Linked DNA regions of Homo sapiens: region 2 is linked to region 1. A link is a loop called in an ENCODE intact Hi-C map of the cell type or tissue named here. Cell type or tissue: heart right ventricle. All regions are shown on one strand. Each heading gives the region's core, and the rest is flanking DNA. Links, peaks and the distances in the headings are about the cores only.

Region 1 (8,632 bases), core at 2,171-7,170:
GAACCTAAGCAGTTGCCTCCACTTCTCCCATTTATTTTGTAGGAGTCTATACATAATTCCATAATCTTTAAAACTGAGACCCCTTGAGATTGCGTTTTTAAAGTAATGTTGAAAAAGATTCTACTGCTGAACATTTATTTTCGGTCTCTAATGAAGGGAGAGAGTAACCTTCATTCCTGAAGAGTTGTGACAATGTAAACATAAAACATTTATCTAGAATTTGGTCAGAGGAGCATATATGAAAGTCACCAGAATGTGCTAAATCATGACCATGACCATAACAATAGAAACGGGAGAAAAAAAGTTGTCAGAAGCTTAGAGCCATGTTTTCATAGGGGTGGAGGGGCACAGAGAGGATGTATTGCTCTTCGTCTATCTTGAGCAAATGTTTGCTTTGGTCTATTTTTACTTCCTCTCCCACTTCCTACTAAACATGTCGCACTAGAGTCAGTCATGTCAATATTTAAAGGGACTCATTTAGCAGCTGCATTGTCTCCACTTCCCGTCATCACGGAACACTAATGTTAGCTGTTGTCTACTTTCAAAATAAGTTTTAAACATAGTTATCTCCATCCTTATGCCCTCTTCCCACAATTGACTTCCACATTTTCAAATCAAACCACTTCTAATAATAGTTCATCAGTTCTGAAGTTCTACTTTGTGTTTCATATTCAGTGTTCCAAAGAAGCTGAAGGAAAGATACAAAATTAATGTATTAATTCAATTTACTGACCTTCTGAATCAGATCTCTCCAGTAGCAAACCCTGGGCATCTGCATTTTCTTATTTTTTAAATAATTGCCTTTCCTTATTTAAAACTTTTATAATCAGGGGCCGTGCGCAATGGCTCATGCCTGTAATCCCAGCACTTTGGGAGGTGGAGGGAGGTGGATCACCTGATGTCAGGAGTTTGCGACCAGACTGGCCAACATGGTGAAACGTGAAACTCTGTCTCTACTAAAAAATACAGAAATTAGCCAGGTGTAATGACAGGTGCCTGTAATCTCAGCTACTTGGGAGGCTGAAGCAGGAGAATCGCTTGAACCCAGGAAGCAGAGGTTGCGGTGAGCTGAGATTGCGCTATTGCACTCCAGCCTGGGTGACAGGAGCAAAACTGTATCAAAAAAATTAAAATTGAAATTAAAACATTTATTAATCAGATTTAAATATTTTGAACTGACTGTTTTTATTTCTTAGTGTTCTTTGTGTTTTTTTTTTTTTTTTTTGGCCTTTTGTTCTGCTTTCCAGGAAATGCCTCAATTTTGTCTTCCAAACTTTTCACTGAATTTCTTATTTTGCCATCATATTTTTAATTCCCAATGTCTCTTTTCTATTCTCCTAATGTTTATTTCCTCATAGTACCCTGTACTTATTTTCCTCCATAGATACATTATTTTCTCTACAAGGGTGTTGAAATTATAGTTCCTTTGACGTTTTCTCCTTTTCCTTGCATTATCCGTAATGAAATTTGAAAATTTCAGTGGAGAGTTTCTTTGTTCCTTGTTTGTCCTGAGGAAGGAAGAAAGTGGAAGCTTTCTTGAAATATATGATGGACAGTGCAATAAAAACTCTAATTCTCCCCCACTTCCTGTAGTCAACCCATTGTCATGTGACTTTGCAGTTCCCCTAATTGGAGGCAGAATCTGTCTCCCGAACCCTTGAATCTGAGCCAGTCTTAGGACTTCCTTTGGCTAATACAACTTAGCAAACATGACGATGTGCCAATTCTGAACCTAGGCCTCAAGAAACTTTGTATATTTCTGCTTATGCTCTCTCTTGCATCTCTGTCATCCCCATTAACCATGCCCAGGCTAGTCAGCCAGAGGACAAGGAACACATAGAGCAGAGCCAAGTTGCCCCAGTTATTCCAGCTAAGTCTACTCTAGACCAGCCAAGGCCAGCCAACCTCCAGACATAAGAGCAACTCCAGCCAAGATCAAGCAAAGTCCACAGCAGACCAGCCTAGACAAGGGAATAATAAATGTTTCTTAAGTATGTCCTTGAGATTTTGTGGTTGTTGGTTACACAGTGTTATCAGGGCAATAGACAACTGATATAGAGAAGTGGTCAGTAGCCAGATGTAGAGGATCATGTATGATGCATCAAGAAATTTAAATTTATGCTTACAAAAAAAAAAAACACACAACAACAACCCTGAAGTGTCTTAAAAGGGGAAGAACATAGGCTGGGCATGGTGGCTCACACCTCTAATACCAACACATTGGGAGGCCGAGGCGGGCAGATCACCTGAGGTCGGGAGTTTAAGACCAGCCTGGCCAACATGGTGAAACTCCGTCTCTACTAAAAATACAAAAATTAGCCAGGCATGGTGGTGTGTGCCTGTAATCCCAGCTACTTGGGAGGCTAAGGCAGGAGAATCACTTGACAGAATGAGACTCTGTCTCAAAAAAAAAAGAGGGATATGGGGAAGAACGTGATTTGATTTGCATTTAGGAAAAGCAATTCTGGCTACAATGTGTTTGTTCAGTTGAAAGTAGAATCTCTTATAATAGTCCAGGTAAGAGATGAGTGCCTCAATGAGGGCAACAGCAGTGAAGATGGTAACGAGAAGACGAATACCAGAAATGCCAAAAAGGTAAATATTATAGCATATAGTAACCGGTTGGTTGTGGAAGAAGGTAAGGAAAGATTCTGGTATGTTTCCCAGATACGGGGTTTTGAGGCCATGAAATGAACTGGAACTAAATTCAGGGAGAAGATATATTAAGCTCAGTTTTGCTATACTGAATTTGAATCCTTATGGGACATTCAAGTAGATGTTGGGCAGCCCATTTTATGTATAGCTCTGAAGGTCAGGGTACAGCTCAATTTTAAATAGCAATATTAATTTAGGAAACTACAGTGATGGATAGTAAATACAGCCATGAGTTTGGATGAGAACACTCAGAAGGAGGGTATATATTGAGAAGATGGCCAAAGACAGAGGATGGGGGATAAACAATGTTTAAGATGCTTGTTGAGAATGGAGGCACAGCAAAGTGGGGGGAGGTGGGGTGGGGAATCTCAAAGAGGAACACTTTAAAAAGAGAATGATCCGTGGTATCTATTTGGTGTGAACTGTATCTCTCCCGTTAGCAATGCCCATCTAAAATTTTAAAAGGATTTAAAGATCAAGAACTCAACATTGCAATGACCTCTACAGAATTATTTTTCAAACGAAATAAATAATTTTGTATGCATTGGCTCCTATGAATCTGACACCAAAGTGCTAAGTTAAAATATTTCTGGGCCAGACACAGTGGCTCATGCCTGTAATCCCAGCACTTTGGGAGGCCAAGGAGGGTGGATCATTTGAGGTCAGGACTTTGAGACCAACCTTGCCAACACAGTGAAACTTGTCTCTACTAAAAATATAAAAAATTAGCCAGGCATGGTGGTGCATGCCTGTACTCCCAGCTACTCAGGAGGCTGAGAGAGAAGAATCACTTGAACCTAGGAGGTGGAGATTGCAGGGAGCCAAGATCGTGTCACTGCACTCCAGCCTGGGTGACAGAGCGAGACTCCATCTCAAAAATAAATAAATAAAATAAAATATTTCTAAAAATATTTTAAAGAATCACGTCAAAAACTGTAGAATCACCTTTTAAGTCTCATGAAATTTAAGAGAGAGAAGAAGAATTATCCTTAGCATCCATAATGTGTTCTTTTCTTTCTATTACTAATTCCAGGTAACTTTCCCTAGCAAGCACTAGAACAATGGTCAGCAAACATACAGGTCGTCTCTTTCTAGTACAGGGCACTCTGATTGTCTGATTTTTTAAAAATAACTTCTCATTCACATCAGCTGATTTAAAAACGAGCTAGGAAGCATTTAGGCCAAATGTGCAGGGACTTCAAGGAGCCTACATGTTTTGATCTTCTGTGACGTACCTCCATTTTAATCTTGCTATTTTACAAGACAGATTAAACATAGATAAATTAGTCTGCTGTGTTAAGGTTGTTTTGTTCTTATTAATGTATACTCCTGAGAAGCTTATTTTATGAGCTTCCCCTTATAAATGAGGGTGAAAGTAACACTCCCAGAATGTAAGGCAATCCATCCAATATTTAAAAGTCATTCACACTGAGGATTTCTTGAACGATGCGGTTATACAGCTGTCACTGCACTCTAAGTTGTGCAGATTTTACCAAAGCAGTAAATTTCAGAGAACAGTGGGCTTTACAAGCAATAGACTAAGTAAGGTTCATTTTAGGTCTCCCACCTTAAGGAGGAAGGAGACTATAGCAGCTGCTCTAACCACCGGAGGGGGCCATTTCATCAAATTCAAGCCTGCCTATATTTAAGCAAAACTATTTTTTGTTATCGGCAGGCTTCCCATCTAGAAGTGAGAAGTGCTTGCTTACCATTTTCAAATGAGAAGAGCTAGGACCCTCCCTTGGTTGGGGCTTGTATTGAGAGGGTGCCTCAAACCCTTGATCACCCCGTTAGGACTGAAATAGTACTAGCAGGACCACAGGGGATGCACTTGTCCACAAGGAAATAAGTGCTACTTGCTTTCGTATGGACAAACTAACACATTGCTAATCTGCAATAGTAAGCACATTCCTTATGGAAAACGTACCCTTAAAAAAGCTCACGAAACTTGGGGGCAGGTGAAGAGGGATTCCTTTTTAAATTTACTCACATTATTTCACCAGCATTTCTCCAATATCCTTGGAGATATTGGTCGTTAAGAACAGGAGCTTTTTAGTCATATAATGGCTCTGCCTGTTTCAGCAGCCAAGAACAAAAGCCCAACTCAAAGTAGTTTTGTAAAGATAGAGACATATATTGGATCACATAGCTGAAAGGTCCAGATACATACTCTCTTCAGGAACAGCCAGCTTTGGAATTTAATATATTGAGGATGCTATTGCCTTGTCTCCATCTCCTGGCTCTGCTTTCTTGTGTGTTGACTTCAATATCTGGCAGATTTTCTTCTCATGGTACCAGGTGGGCTCAGCCCGCTCCAGATTTAAGTGGCTCTTATACCCAGGGACCTCTTTTCCAATAGCTCCAGCAAAAGTGCAGGCCTCAGTATGGCTCAGACCACTTTAGGACATGTGCCCACCTAAGCCAGGCCTGCGTCCTGTGCTGTCCCATGACTACCACCACTATAAAGCCTGGAGAGAGAGAAGGGTAAAACTGTGAATGCATGGAGTTGACTGCGTAGAGTGAGAATGAGAAACGGCTGGTCTCCTAAAAGCAAAACAAACAAACAAACAAAAAAAGACATTATTTCTGAAAGAAGGAAGGGAGGCTAGACATACAGAAAAGCTTTATGTCTCTTACAGTTTGTAAAGCACTTACCACAGTGCTTGGAACATAAAAAGAACTTTAAAAAATAGTAGCTAAAAGAATTAATAAAGTAATTATAATGATGATGATGTTTTTGAGAACCAAATAGATGATGATATACTCTGAAGATAAGATCATTGCCACTTATTTCAGTATAGAACACACCGTTCTTTGTACAACTTATTAACTGATCTATTTAACTGCAAACTTGGATATAAATGATGTCAGTGCTATATGATTATTATTAAGAAATAATGAAAAGGCAAAGAAAGCATATTCAGTGACTCAAAAAAAATTGGCATTTGAATGCAGATAATTTTGTGTTCTAGCAAATGGCTGGTTGAGTGGGGACCTGAGGAACCTGTTTTGTCTTCCTGCTTCAGTTATTAGGATGTGCCATTGGGTAAATTTGTATCTCATTTGCCTTTGAGGAGAAATCCCTGTTTCAGGCAGAAAGCCCATCAAAATGACTGCCAGCCACTGGGCATTTTTTCAGGGGGTCTTCCCAGACTGAAGTCGATCCCTCCACCTCTCTGGCTATCCAAAGCACTCCGCAATATAAGGCCATCTCTGCTTTGCATACTGCTCCAACTAGGGTTGACCTCCTCTATCTCACAGCCTATAAAGTCACTGACAAAACCAGAAAACTTACTTTAGGGAATTTTGTTTCTATAGCACAATGTTGACCCTTCATCTTGCTCTTTTGTATTGTCCCTGTATATTTTTCATGGTGTACCTTATTCTCCACATCTACCCCCTTGCAGTTTGTGTTTGGTGATTCTGAAGTACCTATGCATCTTTTAAATATGCTATACTTTATCTTCTCTTTGCAAAACCACTTCTTGAATATGGAATGGGATCCTACACTCTGCCAGCCTTTTCCCCACTTTCAATCTTCACCTGATTACATTCTACTTATCCTACTTAGCTTAGATGTCCTCTCCTAAGTCTTCCATGACCCTAAAAGTTAGGACAGGTGCTCCTATACTTTTCCAGAGCCTCTCCAGCAGTTCAGGTATACATTTTCTCTGTGAATATTACCAATGCAAAATCTTCAATAAGGCTTTGATCTACTTAGCAAGTCAAAAATAGATCACAGGAGAAAAATTAGAGAACAATTTAATCCTAAATGTCATTGTACTCACTAAAAGTACATGAGGAGTTCAACAAAAGAGAAAATTAAGGAAGGTTTTAGGGAATGGTGTGTTTTATTCATCACAGTATACTTAGCCCTGGGCTCAGTGCCTAGAACATAGAGATAACACATATCAATACCCAGACAATCAAATAGAATAATGTGGACTTGGAAAAATGCCCAAGGGATGGAGGGAAAAATAGAGGGAGGAATGGAGGGCAGGGACATCTAGTGCAATGCTGAGTGTGAACTGCATTTGAACACACAGGTCTGAGTAGATTATTATTGTATCTGGTTTACATTTGTTATAAAACTAGATGAATTATACCATCTTTGCTCTAAAGCAGAGGTAAAAAACACCTTTTAAAAAGAGGATAGGAAAAAATCAACCACAAAGTGGTATATGCGCCTGTAGTCCCAGCTACTCCAGAAGCTGAGGAGGGAGGATATCGTGAGCCCAGGAGTTCAAGACGAGCCTGGACAAAATAGCAAGACCCAGTCTCTTAAAAAAAAAAAGCGTGTGGAGGTTTACAGCAAAGAGGATAAGGGAAGTAAGAATGATAAGCCACATCTACAGAGTAGTATGTTTTATAGTCTTACTCCTAGAATGTCTAAGAACAAATATCTGAAATTGTCTGCAATGGATTCTGTTTTAAAGAAGAATGGTTTTTAATCAAGTCAAACACTTTAAACTTTGATCGGGAACTGAGAAATCACATAACTCTTATCCTAAACAGCATCTCTCAGACAAATCTGGGATGTATTTCCTATGAAACAGAAAACAATACATTAGCGGTGTGAACCATAATAGAGTTCTGGGTGATCTATTGTTTATCAAGCCATCAGTCTGTATACATCGCTTGTAATGAAATAATCACTCCACAGGAACTTAATACAGTCTGGGAATGATCTTTGAGTGTTGTACCCAGGGAACCTAATAATGAGACTTGAAGCAACTGTGTAAGAGAAACAGAAAAACAACCCAAGCTGTTATCTCTTATTGAGTCTATTTTCTCATAGAGAATCCTGAGAAAACAAAGGACATTTTGTTTGAAGTGTTTTTGCCTTCTTCAAGTCTGAGAAAAAAAATTTTTTTCCTTTGAAGTACTTTCAAATTAAACATTGTGAAGCCTATTTCTTCCTTTACATCTGAAATATTTACTAATTCTGAAATCAGAAAATTTCGCCTTTCAAAATATATTTAATTAGCATCTACTTGTTCATGAACTAGACATTGTGGGGAATACAAGAGAAATAAAATTACAACAGCATCAACTGAGAACTGGTTAAAAATGCAAGTTATTAGGGTCCACCCAGACCTATGAATCAGAATCTGCATTTTAGCAAGATCCCAGGTGATTTGTATGTGCTTTGTAATTTGAGAAGCAATATTATAACTGCATATAGGGTTTTGTTTTTGTTTTTTAATACTGTTACCTGGATCCCAGTCCCAGAAATTTTTATTTAATTTTCATGGGGGTGCAGCCCAGCCATCATGACTCTTCTAAAGTGCAACAGAGTATAAGAACAGCTGCCCTTCAGTCAGTGAAGCTACCCAGCCATTTTGATCCTTGCAGCCTAGGCTCTTGCTAAAATGTGGATTCGGAGTCATTTGATCTGTGCTGGATCCTGAGAATTCGCTTTTCTAACAATGGTGTGATTTTATTACTCTTATATCTTCCACAATGCCTAGCTCCAGGCACAATTAGATGCTCAGTAAATAATTTTTCAAGGCCTACCTACTTTTTTCCTCAATATAATTATATGTTATGGCTACTTTTCACACTTTTTTTTTTTAATGACAGCACAAACTCAAACCTCTAAGGAATCACAAGAAGGAAAATTAATGTTAACATAAATGGTAGCAGGCTGTTACGTGTTGAATTGTGTCCCCTCAAAAGATATGTTGAAGTCCTAACCCCTGGAACCTCAGAATGTGATCTTATTTGAAAATAAATGTAATTGCAGATATAATTAGTTAAGTTAAGATGAGGTCATATTGGAGCAGCGTGGGCCCTTAATCCAAATTACATTTGGATTTCCTTACAAGAAGAGGAGAAGAAACACAGAGACACACACACAGGGCCATGTAACAACAAAGGCAAAGATGGTACTGATGCATCTACAGTCCAAGGAACGTCAGAGGCTAAGGAACCACAAGAAGCTAAGAAGAAGCAAAGAAAGATTCTTCCCTAGAGC
Region 2 (7,530 bases), core at 477-5,476, 240 kb after region 1:
CTGTTCCTGCATTAGTTTGCTGAGGATAATGGCCTCCAGCTCCATCCCTGTTCCTGCAAAAGATATGATCTCATTCCTTTTTATGGCTGCATAGTATGCCATGGTGTATATGTAGCACATTTTCTTTATCCTGTCCCTACCATTGATGGGCATTTAGGTTGATTCCATGTCTTTTCCATTGTGAATAGTGTTGCAATGAACATACATGTGCATGTGTGTTCATAATAGAACAATTTATATTCCACTGGATATATACCCAGTAATGGAATTGCTGGGGTGAATGGTATTTCTGTTTTTAGCTCTTTCAGGAATCGCCACACTGTCTTCCACAATAGTTGAATTGATTTATACTCCCAACAACAGTGTATAAGTGTTCCTTTTTTTCCACAACCTCACCAGCATCTGTTATGTTTTGACTTTTTAATAATAGCCATTCTGACTAGTGTGAGATGGTATCTCATTGTGGTTTTGATTTGCATTTCTCTAATGATCAGTGATGTTGAACTTTTTCCCATATGAGTGTTGGCCAAATGTATGTCTTCTTTTGTAAAACGTCTGTTCATGCCCCTTGCAAACTTTTTAGTGGTTTGTTTTTCTCTTGTAAATTTGTTTAAGTTCCTTATAGATGCTGGATATTAGACCTTTGTTAGATGCATAGTTGGCAAAACTTTTCTCCCATTCTGTAGGATGTTTGTTCACTCTATCCAGGGTTCTTTATATGAAATGAACTTGAACCCATACTTGAATTCAATGCTGGGGATGTTGTTTCTCAAGATAAATTTCTTCTATGCCTGTCTGCTCCTGCAATGCTAAGCTACTCAAGGTTCTGTGAGAATGCAATATTTTGGTACTTCATTCATTTCCAGGTACAGTCTCCTTTGCCTGGGTTGCCCTACCCCACATTCACCTGGAAAAGGCTTTCTCCTTCCTGAAGAGTTGGCTCAAGAACCACCACTTCCCTTCCACACCATTTACCCAATTCTCCCAGCAGACTTAAGCACCCCTTCCCTTGTGCTTCCACCAAGACCGTTACTATTCTTATCTTAATTTATAGTAATTACACATTTATTTTCTGCCTGTCCATTAGATAAGGGTAGGAACCATGGCTTTTCATATTTATATTGGCAAAATCTTGGCCACTGTATGACATATCAAAAAGGCTCAATTAATATTTGTTAAAAAAATTATCATTGTTTTAATCTATTCTATACCTACCTAAAAACCATACAAATGTCTTAAAGAATGATATGCCCCCCTCTTTCATACTCTTTGCCCCACACATATAGTGGTCTGATGTATTTTAACAAATCAGAGATGTTGAAAGCAGAAAATCTTCAGTACCTTATTTAAGGTGATAAGCTTCTAATAACATTCATACTATAATACCCATGACTTTAAGCACAATGATACATTATCTGTTGCATTATGTTATAGTTTCATACTTCATTGGAAACTTAACTGGATATTAACCAGCATTTTGTCTATGTGATAATCATTTTGGACATATTTTTAGTATTTTGTATTTGTGCTACACCATTTATAAAGTTCAAAGACCCACCGCCTTCGAACTAAAATATTTAATTTTTCAGATATTATCAAAGGAGATGAGCAAAAAGGAAATTAAAGTTAACAGAACATCTATGGGGGTACTTGGTTGGTGGTAGCACTTAACATACTTAACTCATCAAAATCTTACATCAACCTAATGAGAGATAAACATTATTAACACCATTTAGATAAACCTAAGGCTTAGAAAGAATAAAACATTGTTAGAGCCAGGATTCAAATTCAGATGCATCAAGCTATGTACTAGGCTGAAGAGTGGTCCCACAAGATGTCCACATCCCAATCCCTGAAGCTTGTAAATGTTACCTTATATGGCAAAAGTGATTTTGCAGATATGATTAACGATCCTGAGATGGAAAGATTATACTGGATTGCCTCGGAGGACCCTAAGTATAATCACAGGGACCTAAGAGAGAGGCAGAGGGAATTTGATTACAGCAGAGGAGAAAGCAGTGTGAGCATGAAAGCAGAGATTGGAGTCATGCAGCGAGCAGCCAAGGACTGCTGGTGGCCTCCAGAAGTGGCCAAGGTAAGGAATAGATTCTGCCAGGTAGCTTCCAGAAAGATCCAGCCTTGCTGACACCTTCCTTGATTTTAGCCTTTTATGATTCATTTGGCGTTCTGAACAGTAAGAAAATAAATTTGTGTTGTTTTAATTGTGGGATTTGTTGCACCAGCAACAGGAAACTAACATACAGTCTCCAAACTTAGGGAGATCTTTGATTAAATCAGTTTAGTGCAACAAACAAGGCAGAGTAATTAAACACCTCCGCTAACAGGAAAAGAAAACAGCTGGAGCCACGTCAGACCACATAAGGAAGTTCCAAATGTGAACATCCTCCAAGAACACTTGAGCCATCATCATGACTATTCCAAAGTAATATCTGGAAAGTTTTAGCCAAGTGCTCTAGCAGATCTTCCCAGCTGGGAGGAAGGAACAGCATGAGGGCCAGTCCCTCAGGTAGCCAAGTCATAAACCTTGCAGAACTAAACTAAAACTTTGAACTGAGCCCACAAGCCTGAGGTGGCCAACACAAACCTCAGTGGAACTAGTTGTACTTCCAGTAGCAAAACACTTTTAAACAAGGGCCATATTCCATTTGCAACTTTTGGGATAAAGCTTTGTCTATGTCCTACAGCAGCCCAAGACTGGAATTTACCAGGGAATGAATAACTCAGAAAAAAAGTTTGCAAACTCTGTGCCTAGCCCAGATGGAAAAACAAGCTACTGGCTTTAATGCAGTACAAACTCCAGACTTTGTGCCAGCAATAGCCTCCTCCAGGATTGCATTTGGCATAAGAATGGGAATTATAGTGGTGTGAATTACACATATTTTCCAATGCAAAATAAGGACTACCACAAATTGAAAGAAAGTTTGTGTATGTCTTCTGTTGTTCATTAAGACAATTCTCACGGGCTCTCGTGTCTGCTGTCCAGGGTTACCCTCTCGGGGGAAGTGACTCAAGCGGGAAACAAGCGCCAAGGCCAAGAGAAAACAGAATCTTCTGAATGAAATTAGCTTTTGTTTGCCTGCCACCTTTTGACCTGGATGGATATTTCTACATAAAAAAATGTTAAGTCTTAGCCTTCTGAAATATTTGGAAAGGTAAAGCTCAGAGGTATAAGCAATAAGGTTGTCTCCGTAGTTACTAAGTTTCCCTGGTAGAGGTGGACTGTGATCTGATTAAAGGAAAAACGAAAACATAACAAGGAAGTTGATGGATATCTACGGGGATTTTTAACAGTAAAGCGCTAAAGTAATGAAATATCTCACTGAAATCCTTAATGATATAGCTAATCTCAAAATTTAAAAATCCGTTTATTTCTTCACCAATCTCTCTGAATTACTAACACTGTGGGTGTAACAATTGTCAGAAGTCCCATGAAAAGTATCTTAAATACCTCAAAACAATCTTGACTATGACTTTTATATCAGATCAACTATAGCTTAGAAACGATCTCCTTCACACTAATTAAAATCAAATCAATAGGTAGTAATCGAGCATCAGTTATTCACAAAATGGTGTGGGAACTACAACAATCAAAGTCAGTGCCCTCATGGGGCTTATCATCCACTAAAGAGAAAAGCAATACACATGCAAAACATTAAAAAACAAAGTTTCAAATATGGGTTAAAAAATAGAAACCCATCACAAAGCAGTATGTGTTCAGTCAACATATGATTCCATAGGAAAGGGCCAGTGTGGGAGTTTAAGAGAGAAGGAGGTTAGAGCAGCAAGGCTAGATGGAACCTAGGGAATTTCAGTTGCTTCTATTTTATCTCAGTGTGGCTAAAGGCAGTAGGTATCTGGTGTGATGGGAAGTGTCAGACATCAGTTCCACAACTCGCCAGGCTTCAGACCTTGATAGTTACTTAAATACTCTGAGCCTGATTATTTTACTCTACAAAATATAGATCAAGCCTACCTCCAAGGTTGTACTGAGGTTAAAGTGAGAAATGTATATAAAGGTCTCAGCAGATTGTAGATGCTCAATAATACTAGTTGTTTTTCTTTCTGTAGTTATTAAGTCTTCAATACAATTTTTTTTCTGAGAGTGTTGTGATATTTTGTTATTTTCCATAAATCCAAACATGTATTTTATCTCACAGGTCTCTTGAAGCATTATTTGTCTGTAAATGCTAATTACTTCCTGGTGAATTTTAGGTTCCAGGAAACATGGAGAGTCCTGTTTAAATTTGTCTATGCACCTTAAGCTGAGAGTAAAGTCACCAAGGTGCTATCTAGTTTAAGAGACTAAAGTTTTTCCTGACTTCTAGACACTTAAAAAATCTCTTTCATACTTCAGGCTTTTAAAAATGCAATGCTTCTCTCATAGGTACTGGTCTTGCCACATGTTTGCTCTGACACATTAAATTACCTTTGCAGCATCAACCCAATCAGATAGAACTGAGTGCTAATGAGACAATAGCCCCCTCTCAGGCCTCCTGTCAGTTCATGAGCTTTGCTCATTTCCATGGTCACACAGCACATGGAGAAAGCTAACCATCTGTCTTAGAATTTCTTGCCCATAATTACAAGAAAGACTGGGTAGGACAGTATGGATACAATTAACACAGATCTATCACCAATACCAGGCATTTGTGCGGGGACTCCCTCCTGCTGATAGCTGGGTAGAGGCTCAGGGCTGGAAACCAGTGAGGAAGAAAAAGGAAATCGCTTCTATAAGCCAAAGTTTAAATAAAAATGAAAAATCCGTCATTGATTATGTGTTCTGCCAAATGCAGTCTTTTCCACCATAACCAAGCCAGGCGACAGAGCTGGCCCTCCGCTCTTCACTCTTCCCCTACCCTACTCTCAAGCTGACTTCTCCCTTTTAGTTCCAAGCTTGCCTGTGCTCTTCTCTTTAATGTGGATTTCTCCTAATAGGAAGAACCCATCTTTCTCGTTTCAAAATATCAACATTCATTTCATGCAGCCTCACACCTATGCTACCCTTTGTCTACACATTCTGCAGTTTCTGTCAACACCATATGGAAAGGGAATAAGGCATGTGAAGCCACCAAGGCAATGAAGATTAGACGGTAGAGTATTTGACTCCCCTCAGCCGGAAGATGGCTAATGGGGTTGCCTGGATAGTATCGTGGTGCTCCTATGACTGCCCAGCCAAGTGTAGGATTCCAGCTTGATCATCATGTACACCATGCAGAAAGTGACTCTCCCCTCAGAAACAGTTTTTGAAACTCCTGCCATTGCCATGGAACAGAAAGAAGCCACATATTTCCTCCATTCTATGATGCATAATTTTCACTTCTGAAATAGGAGTGTGGCTTATAACTGACATCCAAAGAAACTTGCCAAGAATGTCTTCTTTAATAAAATATTGCTATGAATGTGCTTTGTTATACAATTAATGGCATCTTCGCATGGAGGAAATATGATCCTTCCACTGAAGAGATTGGAGTTTCAGTAGAGAAGAGGCATGGACTTAAGTTTAGAGGCAAGAAGCCCACAGTTTCATGCCACAGAGCTCTACGCTTAAAAATCGCTAAAATAATAAATTTTATGTTATATATATATTTACCAAAATTTAAAAAAAAATTAAGCCACAGAATCTGTACCTACTCCCTGGATGAACAGTTCAATATTGTGCAAGTGAGCCAGCATCATGCAGGGCTTATTGGAAAAAAAAGCAAAGCCTTCCATAGGAACCAACTTGTTCTCAGCCTTCAAGCTCATTCTTTGAGGAAGAGCATAGGCATAGGCTGAGGCATCTCTACAATTAGTTACCCAGGGTCTAAAGCAAGACATGGTTTTCCTACTCAGGTGGACAGACTGGAGAGTCACAGGAGATGATGGTGAACACTCTTCCCTTAGTCCTACCAGTCAAGAGTTTTCACCAGTTCACTTAGTGCAAAAGACCTAGAAACAATATTGGAACCCACCATGGATTCTTCACAGTGCTCTAGTGCTTTGTGAATGGCTCTCTGGAGTAACAGATAAGTCCCTCTAGAGAGCCAGACCCCCTCATTCACTGAGTCCTACTGTTGTTTCCAACAGGTGGTATGGATCCTAGCAGTTCAGCATTCCACTGTTGGTGCTGCTTGGTCAGAAGGGGTCCAAAAAGGTGGCTAATCCATCTGCCCCTCATTTGGCATGTGGTACCATGTGAAATGTTCGAGACTGGACATTGCTCAGCAAATTTGGCGTTCAGTGGGGCCAATGACCAGGTCAGCCATTGTAAGGGGGAATTTTGTTGTTGAAGACATGCACAGCCTCTAGCCCTGACTCCTACCTTGTTCACAGAACACTGAGCAAGCACTGGGGTGGCCACAGAGGAGGCTGAGTGACATCCACAGGACAGCTCAGCCTGTCTACCTTTCCCCTGAGTCTCCTCTGCAGCAGAAGCTCTTTGGTCTTCACTCATGAGGAACATGCCCTGGGGCCCACTCAAAGAGCATCACCCACTTGACTTCCGAAACCTCCTTGTCATCAACCTTCAAGTCTTCCCTCCTTTCAGGCAAAATGGACCCCAAGGTGTACTTCTCAAAGTGCTGGAGGGATTTTCCTTCTCATCTAAACTCCAGGGTACCTCAGCAGCCCAAGTCCAACTGCTATCAGCAGAGCCATCTGTAACCCTGTACCTAAATGAAGCAAACTCCCCATGAAGCCACAGGTGTGGGTGCTACAGGCATAATGGCAAAAACAATAGAAGCAACTGAAATGTCCAGAAACAGAGGTTGGTTAAATAAAGTATGCTATATAGAAATAATAGTCATCCATTTTAAATGATGCTACAAATACTCGATGAGATAAACTACTTGTTGCTACATGGTTAAATGGAAACATACATGTTAAAAACCAGTAATTATCTCTGAAGATGTAAAATTATGAAATATTACCTTTCTTCCTTCTGTTTATTTGCACATTTTGCGTACTATGAACATTTACTCATCTTGTAACATGTCATTAAAATAAACCCTTTTGGTAGACAAAACACTGCTACCAATCCTCCTAACAACAAGCATGTTCTGAGTATCACACTGTAGGGTAGTGCTGAGGTCAGTGAAATGATTTAAATGCTTTTGCTTGCTACAGGGAGTATATTAAACAGGGGGAAAAGTCATTTTCTGCAGAAAATTGCTTGGAGTTATTTTTTAAGAGATCCAAGACATCCAACGGGACTTTCTACATTTCTGGACAACAAATTCAGTTCTTAATAAAATGCTTAATTCTAGTTAACAAATACATTTTTGGTAAGATACAGCTGATATGTATCTTTAGATCTATATCCTTTCCACAGTCCACATATGGTATATTTATATATCTATATATATGTAATTTATTAAGATTTAGAAAATACATTTACTTATTTGGATGCTACTTGTTTGCTTTTATAACATACTATTGGCCATAACAATGACTTAATTGTTTCAAAGTTCCATTCTAACATTGTTTCTCTAGAGAAAATACAATCTACTCTGTACTGATTTATTTGATGAT

What was found. A loop is a pair of places that touch in the nucleus more often than their neighbours do. Peaks named below come from ENCODE experiments on the same cell type or tissue, not always from the same donor. Only the 100,000 strongest peaks of a DNase experiment are listed, where the experiment ranks them.
Region 2: a loop joins it to region 1, with 3 times the contacts of the local background. A loop is called at or near these places in 26 of 110 quality-filtered maps.

The regions. Positions count from the first base shown.
Region 1 is chr1:185,666,168-185,674,799 of GRCh38, reverse strand. All of the region lies in intron 1 of LOC107985239 (a long non-coding RNA gene), which reads right to left. Among named protein-coding and RNA genes, the nearest start is that of GS1-204I12.4, 24 kb to the right of the region's middle. In heart right ventricle, for the core only: a CTCF peak has its summit at 4,275 (motif pointing right); a DNase peak (open chromatin) is centred at 4,289; H3K27ac peaks cover 604 bases.
Region 2 is chr1:185,422,419-185,429,948 of GRCh38, reverse strand. No RefSeq gene overlaps it. Among named protein-coding and RNA genes, the nearest start is that of CBSLR, 110 kb to the right of the region's middle. In heart right ventricle, for the core only: a CTCF peak has its summit at 3,106; DNase peaks (open chromatin) are centred at 2,558 and 3,008; H3K27ac peaks cover 2,241 bases.